Linked DNA regions of Homo sapiens: region 2 is linked to region 1. Evidence: chromatin contacts called from ENCODE Hi-C or POLR2A ChIA-PET data. All regions are on one chromosome and are shown on one strand. The core of a region is the stretch at or near the end of the contact, and the rest is flanking DNA. Distances in the headings are between cores, read along the strand shown.

Evidence for each region. Hi-C counts contacts between places; a loop is a spot of excess contacts on that map. ChIA-PET counts read pairs that join two places held with the same protein, here RNA polymerase II (POLR2A). Pooled maps may share reads with other maps.
Region 2: a loop to region 1 is called in a map of IMR-90, with 16 times the contacts of the local background. The contact joins the promoter of PPP1R26 here to the promoter of OLFM1 in region 1. A Hi-C loop is called at or near these places in 4 of 168 maps with a recorded cell type or tissue (HCT116, IMR-90, chondrocyte and 1 more) and 12 of 50 pooled maps. POLR2A ChIA-PET finds 5 or more read pairs at or near these places in 1 of 52 experiments (WTC11).

Annotation. Positions count from the first base shown.
Region 1 is chr9:135,086,233-135,088,932 of GRCh38, forward strand. OLFM1 (olfactomedin 1) reads left to right here and starts at 1,436. Exons shown (of 6, transcript NM_001282611.2): 1 at 1,436-1,907. The coding sequence starts at 1,758. RefSeq lists enhancers at 1-596, 597-1,457, 2,092-2,700.
Region 2 is chr9:135,478,292-135,481,052 of GRCh38, forward strand. PPP1R26 (protein phosphatase 1 regulatory subunit 26) reads left to right here and starts at 1,491. Exons shown (of 4, transcript NM_014811.5): 1 at 1,491-1,731. RefSeq lists silencers at 2,013-2,072, 2,083-2,132.

The DNA.
Region 1 (2,700 bases), core at 186-2,685:
GAGATGGCGCCCTTCCCCAACAGTTGGAATTTCCTGGCATCCGACCCAGCCCGGCTGCCTGAGATTACAGCATTAATCAGAAAAGCAGATCTGAGGGGCTCATTTAACTAGCGGGTCTCACACCCAGCACTCAGGCCAGGATCATCTTGGCTGCAGCTGAAGTCTCTTCAGCCGAGGACTGCGCACACAGAGAGAAAAGCCCCAGGAAGGCGTTGTTCCTCTCAGGCGGGCGCCAGGGAGGCGCGCTCCTTCCGGCCCGGCGTCCGTCTTTCAAATCCCATCCAGGAAGGGAGATTAATTTTCGCCCAGGCAGAGAAGAGTGTAGTGAGTGATCTGGAGGATTCTTTCCTTCCCAAATGGCTGGGAAAGCTTAATGGAAGGCCCCGGAGGAAGTGGCTTTCATCTCCGATTAGAAGCCTTCTGTAAATGCAAAAGCCCTATTAACGTGTTTGACCCAGTCAGGCCTGCGCTTCAGGTGGGACTGACACGCGTGAGTCCTGCTGCGGTCGCCGCAGAGGGCCGGGAAGAGGGGCAGCGTGCGCCACTTGCCCTGCCTCTGTGCCTGGGCGCCATGACTCGAGCGCCACCCCTGAGTCAGTAAGGACACCCCCCAACCCACACCCCTCCACCACAGACCCCAGTCCCCGCCCCACACACCCACCTCCCCAACACCAGGTTCATGGGCGTGGTCCCTTCAGCTCCTGAGGTCCAGGCCTGAGCCCCAGACCTTATGCAGCTCCTGCCGGGTGTGCGCCCTCCCAGGGCCCTCACTGCGCACCGCGGGCCACGGCAGACCACCCCAGCCCCCGCCTTGCTGTGCAGGTGTCAGGAGTGCCGGTTGGCTCCCTTCCTCCCAAGCAAGGCCTTAGGGCACCGCGGCTGCCCTGGGATCGCAGGGGCGCCTTTAGCTCTCCACCGATGCCCCGACGCCCCCCTGGCGCTGGAGGCCCTCGCGAGTCTGGCTGCTTTTCGGAGCCTGCCCTGCCTGCTGGGTTTCAGGCGACGGCCCAGGCTGGCTGGGACCCTCGAATCACCGCGGAAAAGGGCTCCAGTAGGCAGGACGGCGCCGTCTCTCTGCCGGCAACCTTTGCCCCAAAGCGGACCCTCTGCGGGGATCGGAGAGGGATGCCCCGGCGTGAGGATGGGAGAAGCCCCGGGACGGGAGGGCCGCGGGCCGTGCCCCCAGCTGGAGTCCCCGCGCCGCCGCCGGGTATTTTATGATCTGGGGGTGGTGGTGTGTCCGTCTCCTCATGTCACCCTGATCCCAACTCCTGGGCGGACTGGAGTTTGCAGACCTCGCTGCCAGCAGCCAGGGGGCGGCGGGGAGCCGAGCGAGAGGAAAAATCCACCCATTTCCTGGGCGGATTGCGTCGGTCCCGCCCGGCCGAGCCCCGCCTCCCGGCCGCGGCCCCCGCGCGCAGCCCGCGCAGCGCTCAGAGCCGGACGGCGCTTCCCGGTGGCGGCGGAGGAGCCCGGAGGGACGCAGCCGGGCAAGGCAGGGCGCAGGGCGGGCGGCGCGAGGCGCAGGGCGCGGCGGGCAGAGGCCACCTGGCCACCTTCCCTGGCGCCCGGGGAAGGCGCGGCGATGGCCGGGGCGCGCGGGGCGGCGGCGGCGGCGGGCGGGCGGCGGCGGGCCGAGGGGGCGCGGGGACACAGCCAGGCGCCCCTGCCCGCCGCGGTGCCCGCCGCCTGAAGGCCGCCTGGGCGCGGGAGCCGGTGCCAGCTCGGAGCGGGCGCTGGAGGCAGCTCGAGGCGCGATGTCGGTGCCGCTGCTCAAGATCGGGGTCGTGCTGAGCACCATGGCCATGATCACTAACTGGATGTCCCAGACGCTGCCCTCGCTGGTGGGCCTCAACACCACCAAGCTCTCGGCGGCCGGCGGCGGGACGCTGGACCGCAGCACCGGCGTAAGTGCGCCCGCCGGCCGCCTTGGCGCGGCTCCTCCTCCTCCTCCTCCTCCCCCTCCTCGGTCCGGAGCCCCGGGCTGGGCGGGCGCCGCGCGGGACCCGAGTCGCCCAGGGAGGCGGCGGGGAGCAGGGCGGGCAAGGGCAGGCGTCGCGGGCCGGCGCAGCGGTGGCGACCCTGCTCCCCGCTCCCCCAGCCTGGGCCACTCCATCTCCGCCCGCGCGCCCCTGGGGCGGCGTTTCCTTCGTCTGGGCCCCTCGCCGCGGGGCCGGGGGAGCTTGGTGGGTTCTCGGAGGCTTGGAGTCCTGGGTCAGTAATCATGAGCCCCCCATTGAAAAGGTTAGGAAACTAAGGCTGGGGACTTGGGGACTTGTCCAAGGTCACACTCAGCGAGTGAGGGGTGGAGCCGCCGCTAGACCCTAGTCTGGGCTCGGTCCAGCGGGGACTGAGCCCGCCCTAGTTTGTAAAAGCCAGACTGGCCGGACCGGGCTGGGAGTGGGGCCCCAGCCGGTGGGCTCCGGAGCTCCTGCCCGCGCCTGCATTCCCAAAGTCCCAAGGCGCCCTTTCCTCCCCAGTCCATAGGAGGGTTTGTTCCTTCTCCTCCGAGGACGGTGCCGAGGGGCTTGGGTGGGGCCCCTGGGAGCCTGCCCTTGGGCGCTCACCCCCTCGCCTTTGCCTTCGTCTTCTGCGCGCACCCCTCCCTCCTGGCCTCTGAAATTGAAATCGCGTCTCCCTCTCGAGCCTAGCGGGAGGGGAACCGTGGCCGGGGCTGCTTCTGGGCAGAGCTGACTTAGA
Region 2 (2,761 bases), core at 241-2,740, 390 kb after region 1:
GTTTCGCCTATCAGACTGCCAAAGACATAACGCAATGACATATCTCAGGGCTGGCAAGAGGACAGGCAAGCGGGCATGCCCGCTCACCAGTGGGTGGACGGCAGGCTGGCCCCGCATTTCTGGAGGGCATTTTGGCAAAATGCAGCATAGTCTTTGGCCCGCCGGCCTCTTCTAGGGATTTGCCCGCAGGAAATGCTCAGAGCCGCTCTAAGGAGGCATCATGAAAGCTGTTCACCACAGCACTGTTTTAAAAACTGTGAAGCAGCATGCCAAAACCTTAACAGCCCATGTCTCTGGGAAGTCACCTTATTAATTAGATCATCTCCCCAAAGTTTGGTAATGAAAGAGTATTATTTCATGAGAAAAAAAAAATTGCTTTTTGAAAAAATTCACGAAGGCATTAAAACAATTCTTTAATGGGTTTCCTGACCCAAAACTGGCCCTCCAGCTTCCCAGGCTGGCATGACTAGAAGCACCCCTCCAAGGCAAGTCTCTGATTTTGATCCTATCAAATCTCTGACACTTTCTAGACAGGAACCGAACCCACAAATTCATCTCCCAGACACGTGTGGATCAGGGCCCAGGGGGCTTACAGAAGCAGCGCGGTGCCCCTGCGCACCATCTGCCCCTTCCACGAGTGGGCGCTGAGGGAGGATCCAGTCGGGTCTGCCCGTTCCCCGCCGCCCGGGGATGCTGAGCACACCCGGGCCACCGCCAGCCTCGGGCACACACCCTGGACCTTTTATAAAACAAAACTGGGAAGACTTTCAAGGTCACATGGTCAGTGCACAGCAGAAGCAGAAACAGCAGCGGCCTCAAGGTCCGGGGCAGTTCCTAGAAACTGTTCCCTCCCCCGAACCTGGCGGCAGGTGTGCTCGAGGAGCCGCCGCCCCGGGCAGGTCGTGCGTCCACTCCCCGCCGCAAGCTCGGGTGGGGCAGCCGCGGGGACACGCGGGGGCCGCCCCCGACCCCGGCCCAAGGCTGTGGGGCTGGAGGGGCGGGCGGGCCGGTCTCAGCCCGGAGCCCCGCGTGAACTTCGGGGAGGAACTCGGTTGGCGCCGGGGCCCCGCACGCTCCCTTCCCGCGGCTCCGAGCGCTTTCCCACGGCCACGCCCCCCGCGCCCAGAACTTCCCGGCGACCCCGCGCCCCCTGCGCGCCCCCCGGAGGTGGCCGCGGTACGGGAGGCGGGCAGCACGGGGCTCGGCCCGGCCCAAGCGCCTTCGCCCCGCACCCCGCGGAGGGGGCCGCGTCCGAACCGGGCGGGGCGGGGCGGGGGCGTCCCCGGGGCGCGGGCGCGGCGGCAGGTGGGCGCGCTCTCGCGGGCGGGGGTCCGGCCGGGCCGCGCGCCTCCCCCGGAACTCGGCCGTGCCATTCCCATGATGCCCAGCCACGGGCACGGCTTCCGGAGTGCGGCCGCCGCCGCCACCGTCCGGTAGGTCGCGGGGAGGGGGCGGCTTGGGGGGGTCGCCCCGCCCCCCGCCCCGCCCCTCCCCTCCCGCGCTTCCCACGGCGCGGCCCGGGCGCGGGGCGGCGGCAGCGGCGGCGCGCGGGGAGGCGGGGAGGCGGGGGGCCCGGCCGGACGCCCCTGCGCCCCCTCCCCGCGCCCCGGCCGAGGGCGGAGCGCGCTGGCCCTGCAGCCTCCGGCCCGCCCCCGGCCCGCCGCCTCCCCCGGGACGTGGGACGCGGGCGCAGGCGGGGTCCGCGCGGCGGGCGGCGGGGGACGGGCGGAGGTGAGCGGGTGCAGGGCCGGGGCCGGGGGGCTCGGGGGCTGGGAAGCTGGGGGGTCGGGGACAGGAGGGCCAGCCAGGCCGGGGCCGGCGCGCCGTGCAGGCCGCGGCGGGCGGGCGGCGGGGGCTCCCCGAGGCAGGCGGACGGGGATCGGCGCCGGGGCTGCTCCGTTCCCCGGGCGGGGATCCTGTCTCTGGCCTCCGTGCGACTCTCGGCCCGCGCGCCCCGCGCTCCTGGAGCCCCAGGTGAGGCGCAGGTGAGGGCCCGCGGTGGGGAGCTTTGGCCCGGCCCGGGGCGGCCGCTGCCCTCCGAGAATGGCCGCGGCCCGGCCGGCCTGGAGACTGCGGTTCACGCCCTGCGCCAGGCGGAGCTTCCGGGAGGGTGGCCGCTCTCCCGGGCCCCAAGCTCGCTAGTCCTCGGATCCCAGAAACATAACTCCGGGGGTGCAGACCTGCTTGGAGGCCCGGCCTCTTCCCTGGGAGGCGTTCACTCCCGCCGGGCCGAGGACCAGGTCGCCGATCCCAGCGGCTAGGGTGAGCGCGCCCTCGGGGAGGGGAGCTCCCTTGGGGGACCCTGCCCAGCCCGCAGGCCGTGAGTAGCCCAAGCTTGGGAGTCAGGGGAGGTCGGGCCGGGGCAGCCGGGAGGGGCTCACCTTGCCTTCAGTTCCCAAGCACAGGAAATGGCGGTGCAGCTTTGCTGGGGGACGCTTGTAGTGAGGTTGTAAAATTGCAGCTTCTGGAAGGCTGGGAGCTGAATTCTAGCCCACGCCCACTTCTGGGTGGCTGGAGCGGGTCCTCCTGCTGCCCCGCCCGCTCCTGCACCGGGGCTCCTCTCCCTGGCCTGCAGACCCTGGCCTCCCTACCCTGGGGGGAAACCCCACCTGGGAGGTAAGACCGCTGGCTGAGCTGCTTTTCGGCCAACCGAGAAATGTAGAGTATTTGGGGGCGTTTCTCACAGGTGGGCAGACTGTTAGGATGGCGAGGGCCCAGTGTGGGTGCTTTGGTTCTCTCCAGAAGGTTGATGTCTGGACCG